Regions from separate parts of the Mus musculus genome. Here region 1 is linked to region 2. The links are chromatin loops, found by intact Hi-C in ENCODE. Cell type or tissue: heart. All regions are shown on one strand. Links, peaks and the distances in the headings refer to the core of each region. The heading gives the core; the rest is flanking DNA.

What was found. A loop is a pair of places that touch in the nucleus more often than their neighbours do. Peaks named below come from ENCODE experiments on the same cell type or tissue, not always from the same donor. Only the 100,000 strongest peaks of a DNase experiment are listed, where the experiment ranks them.
Region 1: it touches region 2 in a loop (6-fold over the local background); 18 of 42 quality-filtered maps call a loop at or near these places.

The regions. Positions count from the first base shown.
Region 1 is chr11:3,405,139-3,413,467 of GRCm38, forward strand. It overlaps Limk2 (LIM motif-containing protein kinase 2), which reads right to left and starts at 4,100. Exons shown (of 16, transcript NM_010718.4): 1 at 3,908-4,100. The coding sequence starts at 3,923. It overlaps Gm51879 (a long non-coding RNA gene), which reads left to right. Exons shown (of 2, transcript XR_003949624.1): 1 at 1-4,263; 2 at 4,609-6,413. In heart, for the core only: a CTCF peak has its summit at 4,196 (motif pointing left); DNase peaks (open chromatin) are centred at 3,133 and 4,043; H3K4me3 peaks cover 2,045 bases; H3K27ac peaks cover 1,642 bases.
Region 2 is chr11:3,343,842-3,352,170 of GRCm38, forward strand. It overlaps Limk2 (LIM motif-containing protein kinase 2), which reads right to left. Exons shown (of 16, transcript NM_010718.4): 10 at 6,801-6,932; 11 at 6,551-6,607; 12 at 4,753-4,818; 13 at 3,733-3,907; 14 at 3,211-3,266; 15 at 2,394-2,551; 16 at 1-2,043. The coding sequence ends at 1,899. Among named protein-coding and RNA genes, the nearest start is that of Gm12592, 17 kb to the left of the region's middle. In heart, for the core only: a CTCF peak has its summit at 3,432 (motif pointing right); DNase peaks (open chromatin) are centred at 1,310, 2,710, 3,440 and 4,880; H3K4me3 peaks cover 779 bases; H3K27ac peaks cover 2,378 bases.

The sequences.
Region 1 (8,329 bases), core at 79-8,078, 61 kb after region 2:
TTTTTTCTTTTAGAGACAGGGTTTCTCTGTGTAGCCCTGGCTGTCCTGGAACTCACTCTGTAGACCAGGCTGGCCTTGAACTCAGAAATCCGCCTGCCTCTCATCTCTGTTTCTTTTTTTTTTTTTTAAAGATTTATTTATTTATTATATGTAAGTACACTGTAGCTGTCTTTCAGACACTCCAGAAGAGGACGTCAGATCTTGTTACAGATGGTTGTGAGCCACCATGTGGTTGCTGGGATTTGAACTCCGGACCTCCGGACCTTTAGAAGAGCAATCGGGTGCTCTTACCCACTGAGCCATCTCACCAGCCCTCATCTCTGTTTCTTAATTACTGTAATTAGACAGCAAGTTTCCCAAAAGCACAAACCCTGGATTATTCATGCCCATGGCTACTTTAGTGTGCGTGCCCAGGTTCATGTGTTAGGGTGCAGGTGGGCTCAGCCGTGGGTGTCATGACTCTGGAACCATTCACTTTGGTTTGGTTTACACTTCCTTGTTTGTCTATTTATTTATTAGGGGGAAGGCTGTGCCAGAGGAGAACTTAGAAGTTAGCTTGGGTTATGGTGGTCAGACTCTGGTCTTCAGGCTCAGCAACCATCTCAGCAGTCCTGTATGCTGGGGCTAACCAGCTCAGCTAGGCTGGCTAGCCAGCAAGCCTAGAGATCCACCTGCCTAGCATGAGGCTTACAAGCGTGAGCCACTATATCTGGCTTTTTATATGGTGATGAAGCCCAGGTCCTGATGCCCCCAGCACTTTGCCAACTGAGCCACCCCCTCAGCCACTCCACAGGTATTTTCTAAGGGTTTGTATGTTCTAGCCCCAGACACCTCCAACCCCCAGCCTCCACACATGCCTCCAAACTCCTGTCTCTTACATTAGTCCTGGTTCTGACCCTGGACAAACCTGTTTTCCTCCTGGAGCCTCAGTTTCTTCAAATGTAAAACAAGGAGACTACACATAATCTCAAATATCTTTCCTGGCTATGGCGTCTCTTAAAATTTGTAAGAGGTAAAACTTGGCCCAGCCCAGCTCCAGAGACATCACAGGCACACGGTAAATATTTGATTTCCTTGTTGTTGATTCTCCTGTTACACAGGAATCTGAGGTGTCTGAGAACCATGTCTGAACAGAACAAGTAAATTCCAAGTCCCACTTCCTTCTCTGACTTGCCAAGCGACCTTATTTTGTTGTTTGTGACCCAAGAAGGACAAGGCACTAAAGGGAGGCTGGAAAATATGAAGTCTGAGCCCCATGGATTCAGTCCTAACCCTGTAAAGTCTGTAAACAAGTTACTTCAGGTCCTAAGTCTCCTCAACCAAAAAGAAAAAAACAAAAAGCGTCACACTTCTAGGGCTGAGGATATAGCTCAGTAGTAATGTCTGGTATGTGCAAGGCCTCAGGTTCCATCCTTGCCTATCAAAAAACAAACAAAAAAACCCGACATGTTAGCCAGGTGCAGAACACATGTCCATACAGGAGATTGAGGAAGTACTTGAATCCAGGAGTACAGGACCAGTCTAAGCAACTAACAATGGGGTGCTGTCCTAATAAATAATGATAATAACAACAACAATAATAATAATAACAATAATAAGAATAGCATTAATTGGGCTGGAGAGATGACTCAGCGGTTAAGAGCACTGACTGCTCTTCCGGAGGTCCTGAGTGCAAATCCCAGCCACCACATGGTGGTTCACAACCATCCGCAATGAGATCTGGTGCCCTCTTCTAATGTGTCTGAAAACAGCTACAGTGTACTTACATATAATAAATAAATCGTTAAAAAAAAATAGCATTAGTTGTTATTATTGCTCTCGTGGAGAACCAGATTCAACACCCAGCACCCAGATGGTGGCTCATACCCATCAGTAACTCCAGATCAAGAGGACCTTCGGGCCTCTGCACTCACCAGGCATGCATGTGGTACAATGCACGTGGTACATGTGTGGACATGCAGACACACATATAAGAAGGTTTTGTAATCTAAAAAAAATGAGTTAAAATTAAAGTAAGTTTAAAAGGTTCTGAGGATGTCGCTCAGTGGTTGAGTGCCCATCTAGCTAGCGTGAGGTCCTGGACTGATCCTTAGCACCACACACACACACAAATCAAAAATGACTAAACTCATGCACAAATTCCTGATCATCAAGGTTCAAAACTGAGAACCAATAGTGCTTAGAAAAAGTCACCAGGCTGGGTGCAGGGATGCAGAGTTTTGATCCCATCACTCGGAGGCAGAGGCTGGCAGATCCAGGACAGCCAGGGCCACACGGAGAAACCCTGTCTCAAAAATACATAAATACATAAATAAATGAAAAGTCACTGGAAATCGGTTGAACTGAAGAACTCTAAAGCCACGTGTTTAATTTTTAAGAGCAGACTTTATTTATGTATGTGAGTGTGCATGGGCTCCAGGACTGCAGGGACCTGCAGAGGGCTGAAGAAGCCTCTGGAGCTGGAGGAATAGGACACTGAGTTGGGTGTCAGGAACCAGAAGGGACCTCTGCAAGAACAGCACACCCTTAACCTGAGTCACCTCTCCAGCCTCGTTGAAAAGAAAAAAAGAAAGACCGTATCTCTCATGTAACCCAGGCTGGCCTCAAATTCCCTACATATCAGAGGAATGACTTTGAATTCTGACTCTCCTTCGACCTGGGATTGCAGGCATGCAGCAGGTATAGGCAGTGCTGGGGATGAAACCCCTTGCTTTGTGCAAGCCTTCTACCAAGTGAACCACATCCCATCCAACTCAATTTTAAAAAAATTATTTATTTAGAGACAGGATCGTATTCTGTCGTCCAGGTTGACCTAGTTAGTACGCCACACACAGACCAAGCAATTCTCCTGGCTCTGTCTAGTCTGGGATTACAGGTGTGCAATCACCACTACCAGCCAGGAAAAAAAATTAAGGGAAGAGACAGACGAATTTCCGCTCCATGCTTTCCTTCTCCAGAGCATATTATCACCAATAAGGTCTGAAATTCCATGTTCCCGTAGTGAGGAAGTGACCCACTGGCGGCCCGGTCCTTGAATTCAGGATGGAGGAAGTGACTGTCCACCGGCCCAAAGCCAGGAAGTGGAGGCACATATTCAGTCCCTCCCCCACCCCTAAAATTCTCCCTTGGCCTTTCTAGAAAACTTTTGGAAGTCGACCCTGGTAGACCCAGAAACTGAGCCACTCACACCGGTGGCTGGGAATAAGGCGGCAGAAAGTTCATGATGCCGCGGGGCAGGAAGCTGCAAGATGATTCGTGAAGGGATTTACAGGCCCAGCTAAGCCAATTCTGAAATTTCCTTCACTCAACTCTTCCCCTCAAGGTGCGGAGCTATTAATCTGCTGGCATCAGAGACTACGCGAGGACTCAACTAGTCTCTAGGAAGACTTGAAGCTGTTCTCCACAGGAGGCAGAGGTCTTTGAGCCTCAGGAAGAACGGTCGGATGTCTTCCTATCCACATCATAAACTCCACACTCATACTCTATCTCTAGGAACCACTCCTCCCAATCCCAGAGTCCAAAGACACCTTCGAGAACTTTGGGTCTACAGAAAACCTAGAACCCAGGATAACTCGGAATCTCAAGTCCTGAACTCTGGAAGACCCTGTACTTCCCATATTTCAGAATCTCAGGTGCCTCGGCTTCCTTAGCCAGGAGACTTGCCCGGTCTGCAGATCCGAGGATCCACCTCGCGGGAATTCGCCCCACGCGCCGGCCGCAAGGAGCCCTCAGTCTTAGAACGACTGCGCTCGGACTTCCAGAGTCCCAAGACCTTCAAGTCCCGAGGGAACCATTGTGTTCGATCCTCCCCACCCTGCCAGGCTCTCGCTGAGGATTCCGGACCCAAGAAAAACCAGACAGCCAGAAACCCGCGAGCGGCGGGCTGGACGGAATGGGCCCTTCTTACCCGCCAGCGCCGCCATGGTCCAGGGCGCGGACAACACAGGAAGGACCACCCGGCAGCAGCGCCTCAGGTCCGCGCCCGCCTGCGGTCTAGAGAAGAGGCTGTCTCTGCCCCTGCAGCCGGAAGGATGCACCGCCTACGGCGCCCTGGGAGGACCAAACCGCACCTGGCACGGGGACCCGCCCCGGAGCCCCTCCCACTTAGGTTAACGACCCGCCCTGCCCCGTCCCGCCTCCCGCGCGAACTCTGCCGCATCTCTGGCGCCTGCTGGCGACTGGCGACCTCTAGAGGCGTTCGGATTGACCAGGGTGATTCAGTTTAGGCTGGAGGTCGCAACACAGGGGACCCTCGGCGCTCAGGTTAGTCCAGTTGCCCTTCTACACTACTTGAAAATGGCTCTGCTCTTCAGGTGCAGAGCGTGGGTAGGTATCACAGGTCTTTTGACTCCCAGTTTGTAATCAGCAATGTGAACACGAAGAAGCTAAGAGAAACCACTTTTGCGTGTCAAAGGCAATATGGAAATGAGGCTCCCTAGAGCAGATTATGGAGGCCAAATACCTGGGTTCCTGGAATTTTGGGTCCAGGACTCCCACTCCTTATATAAAGTCCCTGGTTGGTCAAGTCTCATAGAAAATGGCGTAAACTTTGTCTATAATCCACGCACAATCTTCATATGCTTTATTTTTTCTTTTGTTTTGCCACAGGGTCTTGAAATGCAGCCAGACTGATATTGAACTTGCCAGCCTCTTGCCTCAGCTTCTTGAGTGCTGAGATATTCTTGTTTTAAATCATCTCTAGATTGTTTATTTAAAAAAAAAAACCAAAATCTAGATGTTCTAACATAGTTATCTTATTCTGTGACTAAAATCAAGAAAGAACCGGACAGTGGTGGCACACGCCTTTAATCCCAGCACTTGGGAGGCAGAGGGAGGTGGATTTCTGAGTTCGAGGCCAGCCTGGACTACAGAGTGAGTTCCAGGACAGCCGGGGCTATACAGAGAAACCGTCTAAAAAAAAAAAAAAAAAAAAAAAAAGACGCAGCACTCTCAGCTCCTTCTCCATCGCCATGTCTACCTGTATTCTGCCATGCTTCTGGCCGGGATGATAGTGAACTAAACTTCTGAACCTGTAAGCCAGCCCCAAATAAATGTTGTCCTTTGTAAGAGTTGCTGTGGTCATAGTGTCTCTTCCCAGCATTAGAACCCTAACTATGACACTCGGTTTTAGACAATTGTTACTTCCCTCCATCAGATTTATGTACATGGGAAAAGAGTCCAGAGGATCAGGAAATGGGTAGGAATGGAGCCCAAGGAAACCAATCCTGCCTCCAACTCTCCCATCAGCTGCCTCTGGCTCTACTACTTAGGTAAACAAAACAGCACAATTCTCTGTCTTCCTGCATGGCCTTTTGTTAACAAAAGTGGCTGCTAGTTAGATGTTTCTTCCGTGGCGCCTTCATATGACCTAGGGTGCACAAGTGCTAGGGAGGGGGCTGTACCTGACTTCCTTCCTGGGAACTCACTTGAGCTGCTGGCTTCCCTCTGAGGAGATATCTGATGCGTAGGGAACACTAGATTATATACTGAATTAGGAAAGAATTCTTGGGGCTCTTCTGACAAGCTACTTAATGATTAGCAGAGAGAGGCCCTGCTGTATTTTCCCGGGCACAGAGGGATGGGGACTGGCTTGCTTGCTTCCTGTCCCTCCCTCCACAACTGAGCACCACATCTGTCCTTCTCCCACTTTTTGCTGACTGCCTTTTCTTCCCACCCTGTCTCTCTTATAATCACTGTTTAAAGGGCAGTATGTGTAATTTGTATCTGTTTTTTAAGATTTATTTATTTATGTAATGTATATGAGAACACTATTGCTGCCTCAGACACACCAAAAGAGGGCACCAGATCCCATTACAGATGGTTGTGAGCTACCATGTGGTTGCTGGGAATTGAACTCAGGACTCCTAGAAGAGCAGCCAGTGCTCTTAACCACTGGGCCATTTCTCCAGTACCATGTAGGTTTTTATTTGTTTGTTAGTTTGTTTTGTTTTTTTAATTAAAATTTGGGGGGGACAGTATGAAACCTTGGCTGGTTTAGAATTATGTAGATCAAGCTGACCTCCTAAGTGCTAAGATGAAAAGTGTGTATCACCATGCCTAGTTCAAAGAAAACTATTAAATTATGCCATTGTGAACTGAACTGTCTTCCCTAGACTCTTGTGATGAAGTCCTATTCCCCAAAGTATCCCTGCAGCTGAGGGCTTTACAAGGTAACCAGGGTTATATGAGGTCATGGCGAGGCTGTTGTAATGGGGCAAATGTGTTCGAGGAAGAGGCACCAGACAGGTCTTATTCTTGTTTCTTCTGCCTCCTGAAGACACAACAAGAAGACAGCTATATGTCAGGCAGCCATCGAGCCAGCCATCAGCAGAAATCAGCCATACTGGTAGACTGGTCTTGGTGTTACGGCTTCCAGAACTGTAAGGAATAAATGGTTCCTACTCAGGCAAAAACAAAACAAAAAAAATAATATAAAGGAGGGAAACAGTTCTCTGAGGAATGATAACACTCAGAGGCAGCACTCCAAAGTGCACCCAGAATCTCTCCCACACTGTAAGAGCAACGAGCAAGGCTGAGAGAGGAAGAAGGTCTGTGTCTGCTAGGTTTCTAGAAAGCACCCACCTCACTACTTTATTTAGTTATCAGACCTAGTTAGTACCCAAGACTAGATTGTACTGGTTGAATCACAATCTAGTCTTTAGGCTCTTGAAGACTTGAACCTTATAGCTACCTCAGATTGGTCTTGGTAGCTCACATCTGTATTCCCAGATACTTAGGAAGCAGAGACAGGAGGACAGATTGAGCCTACTGGTTCAGGGCTAGGCTGAGGACTATGGAGGAAACACAATGTGGGTGACAGTGGTTGTACAGGGGATTGCTTAGTTTACTCCCTGTCAAGAACAAAGAATTGAACTACTGAGAAAGACAGAAGACTCAGCTGCAGATTAAAGCAACACTTTTTACAGTCAAGATATGCTGGCTTGGGTATTTTACAGGCACTCTAGGTCCTTCCCTTTCTGCTACTGGTCCTGTCTAGATACGGAGGCAGCCCAGTGCCTTCCCATAGTTTCTCTTTGAAGAGTCTTCTGGGAAGAAGTAGCAGCTACTATCTCAGGGAGCCTGCCTTAGCTTTCCCTGCCTACCTAGCTATGTTCCTCTAACTCTGCTTCACGGCCATGTTCCAAAACAAATAAGCAAAGCAGCTCTTGTTCTGCCACCTAAGGGCACTTGTTTGTGCCCACCAGGATTTTGCCACTGCCACTTGTGCTGGCTTCAAGCTAAGCCAGTCTTTGGCTTCCAGGCTCCTTCCCTCCTGAGTTATCCCTAAAGATGGACAGATTTAGGTCCGAAACCATTTCTGGTCTTGTTCCTTGGTTCCTTGCTAAACACCCAGAATAGCTCCCCATTGCTTACAAGATAAAACCCAAGCCAGGTCCACACTCAAACAGTTCACCCTGCAGCTGTCTCCTGCTCCCTCAACCTGGGACTCTTCCATAAACACCACGCAGACCATTGCAGACCACATTAGTCCTACAATCAACATCGTTCCATAGTCTCTGCAATTTTATGCCTGATTCTTCTCAATCCTAAAAACATTCATCATATCATTTTACAACCCTTATGAGTTAGGCTAAATCTGCACTGAGCTATATGATATTAGATGGGGCTGTTTAAACTAAGATTGGGATTGTGGCTGGAGAAATGGCTCACTGGTTAGAAGACTATACTGTAAGTCCAGTTCCAGGGAATCTGATACCTCTTCTGGCCTCCTGAGGCCCCAGCACACACACATACACACATATTAAAAAATAATTTTTTTAAAAATAAAAAGTAAAGATGGGGAAAAAGTAAAAATGAAATGGAATTATAGAATAGGAATGGAAAAATATAGTTGCTCTAGCGCTCCACTAGTGACATTCCCTGTGCTTCACAGTCACATATGGCTAGTGGCTACTGTGTGGCATGCTGTCATTTCCAGCACTGTAGAGAGCTTTATTTCTAAATTTGCTTCCCCACGTGTGCATCTCAGGGTTGAATCTTGTGAAGCCATTGGGCTTGACAATTTTATGCACTTATGGAACTTTAACCTCAACAGGAGTGATTCAGGTCCTTTCCATTAAGACACTGAGCCAGCATCATGACAGGGTTTTGTTTTTTTTTTTTCTTTCTTTCTTTCTTTCTTTCTTTCTTTCTTTCTTTCTTTAAAAATATTTATTTATTTATTTATTTATTTATTTATTTATTTACTGTGCATGAGTACACTGTAGCTGTCTTGATCCCATTACAGATGATTGTGAGCCAGCATCATGACAGGGTTTTGTTTTTTTTTTTCTTTCTTTAAAAAAAAAAAAAAAATATATATATATAT
Region 2 (8,329 bases), core at 7-8,006:
GACTGGGTAAGCAGCTGAGAACCTGATAGCTTTGCGGGTCTAAGATGAGGTCATCGGCTGCTCCTCAGAGGGGCTCCGGTGGATGCATATGATCTCTGAAGGGTTGTTGTCCAGGTGAGGGGATTAAACTTGAGACAGAATTTCCTGGTAAGTTATATGAAAGTGGCCAGCAGACCATGTTTCTTTAAAACACTTTAAAATGGGAATTTATGTACCCAGAGCATGTCTGTGTACCATGTATGTGCAGGAGCCCACAGAGGTGAGATGAGGTAGAGTACCCCTAGAACTGGACGTACAGATGTTAGAGAGCCACCACGTGGGTGCTGGGAACCAAACCCTGGTCAGACCGTGATTATCCATCCTGTCCTCCGTGTTTAAGTCAGGCCCTAAGTCACTTTGGCACTCTCTGTCATCTCTATGTTAACTGCTTAATTTATTTAGTCTGCTTCATGGCCTAGTGCAGGCCCCACTCCCACACTTGCTGGGGACAGTGCAAGCATACTCAGTCAAGGACGCTGAACCATGCCCATCGGGAGTTCAGGATTCCCTCTGCAGCAAGTGTGCAAACTCCACACGCAAGTACAGTCTACACAGCAAGAAAAGTGGCCAAAGACTTCCCATCCCATAATTCATTTCGTCTATGTACAAAATATCTCACATATCACCCCAGAGATAAAAGCTAATAACAGCAACCACTCTTCCTGAATCCCCCCACCAGTACAACCCATCACATGTATTTATAACCAAACCCATTCCCAATTTGTTAAACATGGCGTGAGCTCCCGCTTAGATGACAAACCTTGGTGAGCTACAGAGTCCCTGGACACCTGGCAGCCAGGGGTAGAAAGTGCCCCCATAGTTGCCCATGCCCATGGCCCTCGAGTGTGGCTCAGGAAGCAAGCTGGACCAGCAACAAAAAGAGGTAGAATCTACAAGGCCCAGCTCAGGGTGTTCTTTTCCTATCTCAGTTTGGGGACTCAGCAGCCACCAATGCCTGTCCCACATTGCTGCCTGGCCCAGACATTCTAGAGGATGTGCAGTAGCTGCCACAAGGGTGCAAAGAAATTGATGGGACCCCCTTCTCTCTGCTTAGACCCAAAGTCTGAGGCAAACCAGGCTGGCATCCAGAACCCATGTACTGTTAGGCAACATGCTGAGCTTTTGACTGAGCCCACCAGCCTGGATACAGGGCTTTTAGAGGGCAGGGCCTGTTTGCAGCCCCAGTTTCTTTGGTGTTTTTGTGAGTGACTGCTTGTTGAGACAGGATGCTGAAGTGGAAACTCCCCATGCACTGATGTGGTCCCTGGGCTGTGAGCAGAGACCAGTCCTTTGTTGGATTCTGTAGGTTTTACCACATACTAAGACTCTTTAAAACCTGCTCCAAAGGGCATGGCCTGGGATGGAGGAGAAATCGCTACTGTCATTTCACATGCTTTGAAGGTTCCCCGTTTCTGTAACTCATACTACCGCTTCAAGTCCTGCACCTTGCTGAGCCAGACTCCAGAGCCCTCAGGCCAGTTCACTCCGTCATCTTGCCCAGCAGGCCCAGATCATGTTGATTAGTGTAAAGCTACAGCCTCCCAGAATCTCAATCCACAGAGGTCCCAAGTAGTCCCGAGTAACAGACTCTTGGTCTATAATCCAGGCTCTTTTATCCTCTTCACAGCTTTCAGGTGAGTGTTGGATTTACAGATAGAAACTAGGCCCCCAAAACTTGCGGAGAATTTTTTTCCCTGCACCCAAGTGCCTCCTGGGGAGGTAGTAGGGATGGCTTGTTGTGCCTCTAAGCAAGCCTTCAATCCACAGGAAACCTAGGCAGTCCTGCTCACAGCAAGGACAGCGTGCAGAGGGGGCAATGCTGGCTGTGGAATGTCCCCCTGCAGGGGGAGGGACCAGGGCTAGGGTGGCGAGTCCCGGGTTAGGCCATACTCCATGCTCACAGTGTGGTCCAGGTCTTCCAGCTCTGCTGGCAGTGGGATGGCCAGCTCCCCCAAGAACAGGGAGAGCGCCTCGAACGAGTCCTCCAGCTTTGAGAATGCCGGTCTGCAGAGAGAAGGGACACACAGACGTGAGCATCCAGAGCTGAGAACTGAACCCATGGCCCCATTCATTCCACACATTCTATTGTGGATCCACACACCGTGCCCAGATTTTCTTTAAAAACAAAACAAAACCAAACCCCACTGCTCTTCTATCTTGTCCAGCCCCCTTGCTTCTGAGCTGCCCCTGTTCCCTAATGTGGCTGTCGGAGATGTCAGGGGCTTGAGTGGTTTAGCAGTTTACTCTGGCGCTCAAGGATTCAACTGCTCATCCAGGGAAGGGCAGGGGTTGATCTAAAGCAAGCGTCTCGGGCCAGAGTGCTGTAAGGTGGGAGGAAGAGGTGAGACACCAACCTGCTTTCAGGCTCTAGTTTGCAGCAGATAGCAGCCAGGGGGAAGAAGGCTGGGGGACAGTCTGTTGGGACAAACTTCTCCCAGAAAAGCTTAACATTGAGGCCAAAGTCCAGTGTGCGGGGCAGGCAATCAGGATCCGCATATACCTGCCCAATGATCTGCAGGCAAAAAGAGGGATGGTCAGGAAGGACTACAGAGGCCAGAGACAGGAGGGAGGGTTGCTCTTATAGACAGATACGCAGGGCAGCAAAACCTCAAGTTAGAGGGGCAGCCCTGTGCCCCACCTCCCTTCCCATGCTAATCTAGACCCCTCTCTAGAGTCCGGATACTGAGGAGGGCTCAGAAGAGGCCTCCCTGCAGCAGAAGCAATGCTGGTAACTGGTACCTGAAAACTAGAAGCTTCCACTTACCCTACCCTGCCCATATCCCGTTACAGCTATGTCCTCTACCGGGTCAAGGTTCCGGGTCAAGGCTCTACAAGGGGAGGGACTGGGTTTGACTGATGTCTGAAACCCTTTGGCTGCCATCACCTTAATTTTCTATAGGTGACAGATATTCTATTGCAGTCTACTGAAGGAAGCTACTTCGTAAAAAATACTTGAATTATTCTAACCATCGTGTGTCTCTCCTGTCCCTTATAATTTTGTAAGAGTGAGAAAAGGTTCTCAATGTGTCTACGTGACTCAGGGCTTTGAGAGATACTGGGCTGGGCTGCAGCCTAACCACTGAGTTTGTGGCAAACTGTTCACTTGTAAGAGAGAAACCCAGATCTCAGGGAGGGAGGGAGGGCTCCTCGGGTATCTGAGCCCGAGCTTACCTCACAGAGAACGATCCCAAAAGAGAAGACATCCACCGTCTCATCGTAGCTCTTGCCTTGGGGAAGAGAGGGAAGCAGCTTTCAGGTGGCAGAGCCAAGAACTAGGGCTTCAGCAGCCCCAAAGGTGCCCAGGGTGGCCACTGACTGAGTGTCATAAAGAACTACACCCAGGTTCAGGATCATCTAGACTGACCATGAGCCAGGGTTAGCCAGCATCCACCAGGGGGCACCATACTTCAGCTCTTGATCTGGAGATGGAAGGCGAAGGCTAGAGAACTCGGAACAGCCTGGGCCATTTGGAGACAAAAGATCCCTAGAGCTTACCAGCCACCCAGGATGGCTTGCTGCTTTCCCAGCTGTGATTAAAAGTTTATGAGGCCTGGCCTGGCCAAGCCTGAAAGATCATCGGCCTCCTCTGAGTGCCTGTCCCTGTCACAGGCCTCCCCAGCTTACAGCACCTAATTTAAGACATGGCTTCTGTCTTCCCTCTGGCTCTTTTCCCTCCATGGATTTTGAACTTACCATTCAGCATCTCGGGGGCCATCCAGTAGGGGTTTCCCACCACAGTGTAGCGCTTTTTGCGGTCACTCTTGCGTAAGGTGCGTTTCTTGGTGGTGGCCTTCTCTACTGGAGGCCTTTTCCTCTCTTCTACTATAAGCCGTGACAGCCCAAAGTCGGCTACTACCACTGTCTTGTCCTAGTAGGACAAGGGCTAGGTCAGGACCCGGTGGGGGGGGGGGGGCTTCTCTAACCTGTCCCTGGGGTGTAGGCAAAGGCAAGAGAGGCCACCTTCAAGGGGAGTGAAGAGGAGAGGAGAGTCACACCAGAAAGTTCTCCTGGGAGGCAGTGGCTGGGCCTTTGTTGGTTTTTTCTTTCAGTCTGGTATCTGCCCACAGATTCCAAACTAAAGGGGGAGGAGCCTCAGGGAAGTGACCTGCAGAGTGCACTTCAGGTGACTTAGGATTTCTTGTCTATCTTCAGCCCTTTGTCTTGTTCCTAACAAGGACTTGTAGTTGCCAGAATAGGTTAAGAGAAAAGGTCAGGCAAAGGCAGTAAGGGAAAGGGAGGAGCTATGGGGCAGTGGTGTGAAGAGGGACTACTGTAGAGGGAAGCTGGCAGGAGACACAATGCTGGAACAACTCTAACTAAGGGCTGTCTGAGGAACCCTGGCCCCATGCTACCTATGTGGATTAAAGACCCTGCAGCCCGTCCACGTTGTAAAGTGGGATCAGCAAACTGTTTTAGGGGCCTGTTCCAAGGCAAGAGCTCTTCACAGACAAGGAATTCAGCCCCCATCCACACCCAGACTCCTGCCTGCCAGACAGGAGAGCTAATCCCTTCTAATAATAATCACCTCAAGGGCTGCTCCTGGGGAGGTGAAATTGTTCCTGCATGTGTGTATCTGAGAGCTTCCATAAGATGGGGATGGCAAAAGGCACTTGAAGGTAGCAGAAAGCCCAAAATAGATCCTATAGATGGTGTGTTTGGTCTGAAGCCAGAGGGATAGCCCCAGGCATCTCAGGCCAGCACAGTGGGACGTACCAATTTGATGAGACAGTTGTGTGAGTTCAGGTCCCGGTGGATGATGCACATGGAGTGTAAATAGGCCTGTAACAGAAGCAGGAGCCATGGAGCCTCTTGGCCCAGGCCACGCCCATCCTGCTGCCCCTCCCCCAGTCCCAGCTACTCCTGTCTTCTAGGCCAAGCCTGTTTAGCTTCCCATCCCCACCCCCAAGCCACGCTTGTGTCCTAACACCAACAGAAAACTGCCAGTTCCTGCCCAGGTTTTCCCACTGTCTCCACCTCTACTGGCCTCTGAGTCTCCCATCCTTGAGGCAATCTAAAGTGAGCACCCTCAAACACACTGCTCCCCCTGGCCCCTCCAGAGTCAGGCTTTAGCCCCTTTGGGAAAGCAATGACCTCCTGACTCACCTCCCCTGACACACCCTCCTCCTCTGCCTGTACTTCAGCCCCTCCCTCTTCCTGTCCAGCCATTTCTAAACTATTTTTACTAGACATTCCCGTGTCACTCTTAGGAGCTTACTTTCTCAGTCTTTCCTTTCCCCGTAGATGGGGAAGGTGACACTGCCCTCTTCCTAGCCCCCTGTACTACTTCACTGTTCCTAGGCCCACAGAGTTTTTCCTATAGCTGTAACCCAGCCTGGCTGCCTGCCAACCCCTCCTCAAAGGCTGTCATACCTCCCCCATGTACCCTCTTTCCTGAGACCCCTGTGTGTTGCTTCTGTTCCAGCCCCCACAGGGCCATCCCTTTGCAGAGCCATCTTCTCCTGTGCTGGCCATCGCTGCCTGCACAGCTCTGGCTCACTTTCTCTTTACAGAGCTGGGTGACCTCTGGCAAACTCCTGGCAAGCCCAGGACCCAGCCCTTCCTCTTCTACCTCACTTCTTCACTGTGAACAGAGGTTCCTGGAGGAATGAGCACAATCCTGGGTGCAGCCCCTCCCTCCGCGAAGTGACTGCTCCACACAGCAGGCACTGTGCTTCACTAGTTGTGAGGATGGCTAGACTCATTCCCACAATGCACCCAATAGGAACTTTAGTCTACTACTGGCTCATTCTTCAGCATTCACCTAAACATGTCCTCCTTCCCGCCTCACCTAGAACACATGTCCCCCTTCCCACCTCACCTAGAACACATGTCCCCCTTCCCGCCTCACCTAGAACACATGTCCCCCCTTCCCACCTCACCTAGAACACATGTCCCCCTTCCCGCCTCACCTAGAATACATGTCCTCCTTCCCGCCTCACCTAGAACACATGTCCCCCTTCCCACCTCACCTAGAACACATGTCCCCCTTCCCACCTCACCTAGAACACATGTCCCCCCTTCCCACCTCACCTAGAACACATGTCCCCCTTCCAGCCTCACCTAGAACACATGTCCCCCCTTCCAGCCTCACCTAGAACACATGTCCCCCTTCCCGCCTCATCTAGAATACACTGCCCCCCTTCCCGCCTCATCTAGAATACACTGCCCCCCTTCCCACCTCATCTAGAATACACTGCCCCCCTTCCCGCCTCATATTCGGTAGGTAAGGTCCCACTGCACCTGAGCACCTCTTTGACAGAAAGGTCAGGGTACACTGAGCTATGGTTTGCCTTGTTCATGCCATTTGGTGTTAAAGAGATTTGGAGTCCTTTGAGAATAGAACTGTTGACTGAAAGAGAGGAGCTAGCCAACTACTAGCTTGGTACTGAAAGAAATTTAGTAGGCAGCTGCTGAATGTCCCAGCCCCCATGATGGGTCTCTTGTCTTCCAGAGCAGCCTGCAATCCCTGCACCTCACTCTACACATGCGCAAGACTGCTGGTAGGACTCACCATTCCAGAGGAGATGCCTTTGGCAAACCTGACCTTCTGTTGCCAGGGGAACGGGTCCTGCAGGATAGGAGAATGTCCATAAGAGGAGTCCTTCCCAGCTTTTGGTCTAGACTCCATTCCAGTCTCTCCCAGTATACACCACTGATGGCAAACAAGGTCCCTCTAACCCTCAAGGTTCCAGAGTAATGAGCACAGGTGTCCCTCTGATAACCCACCAAGGCTCTTCCTGACTGTGGGGTCACGTGCTTACCACACTGCGCAGGAAGTCTTTGAGTGTGCCTCCCTCGATGTACTCGGTCAGCAGATTCAGCTTCTTGTCCTTGTACAGAACTCCGATGAACTTGAGCACATTAGGGTGGTCCAGGCTCCGCATCACTTTCACCTGGTGGAGGGAGACAAAGTGAGTACATCCTCACAGGTTTTGCACACTGGGCCCTGGTTTTCTAGGATGTACTCTAGAGAGCCAGGCGGGAGGGCCCAAGAGTGAGATGGAGGCCTGTGGTGGTGCTGCCGAGCGGGAAGCCCCACCTGACCCACTGCAGTTGCCCCAATGTCCCCTGCTGCAGCTACCTAAGGAGCAAGAGGCAGTACAAGTGAGATGTTCATGGATGGGGCATCTGTTCCCTGGAATTCCACTTGAGGATATTTGGTGGTGACCATAACAGCATGTATTACAGTGGTACGTGTATACCATCACCCCTGAATCTCACCTTAGACTGGCCTGTAGTGTCCTTAGTAAATGTGCACTCAACATATGTACTGTAAATTAGAGGAGTCCCTTGAGCTGATGGAGCCAAGGCTGGCCTTGAAGTCAGAGCTCCACCTGCCTCTGAGGGTACTGAGATTAATGGTGTGCATTATCACAACAGAATCTCTGCCCAGGTTTTAAGATATTGGCTGAGGGCTGGGGAGATGGGGAGAGCACTGGCGGCTCTGCTCTTCTAGAGGACCTGGGTTTGATCACCAGCACCCACATGACTGCTCATAACTACCAATAACTCTAGTCCCATGGCCTCTCCTGGTCTGCAGATATACATGCAGACAAAACACCATACACATAAAAAGTCAAGAATAATCATGAAACTTGAAAAGAATGAGACAAAATAAACCTTCAGGTTTTTTTTTTTTTTTTTTTTTTTTATTTATTATATGTAAGTACACTGTAGCTGTCTTCAGACACACCAGAAGAGGGAGTCAGATCTCATTACGGATGGTTGTGAGCCACCATGTGGTTGCTGGGATTTGAACTCAGGACCTTTGGAAGAGCAGTCGGGTGCTCTTACCTGTTGAGCCATCTCACCAGCCCAACCTTCAGGTTTTTTAAATAAAATAAAATAAAATAGCAGCTGAAACAAGATTTCTACTGGGTCACTTCCTAGCTCAACCCTTATTCATTCATTCATTCATTCATTCATTCATTCATTCATAATTTACTGTATGTGTATGAGTGTTCGGTTCCACGTGAGTGTGAACCACATGCGTGCCTGGTGCTGGAGCAGGTCAGGGTGGGTCAGAACTGGAGTGATGGGATGGTTTTGAGCCACTATGTAGATGCTGTGAACAGAACCCAGGTCCTCTGCACTGGCGATATGTACTCTTACCTGCTGAGCCATTTGACTGGCCTCGCCCCACTTTTATTTTCTATTTTGAGACAGCCTCATTCTGTTGCCTAGGCTAGCCTTGAACTTCCAGCCCTTGAACAGAAATCCTCCTGCCTTAGTCTCCACAGTAGCTCCAGAGGGACAGGACTGGGCCACTAGGCCTGGCAGCAAGTTTTCT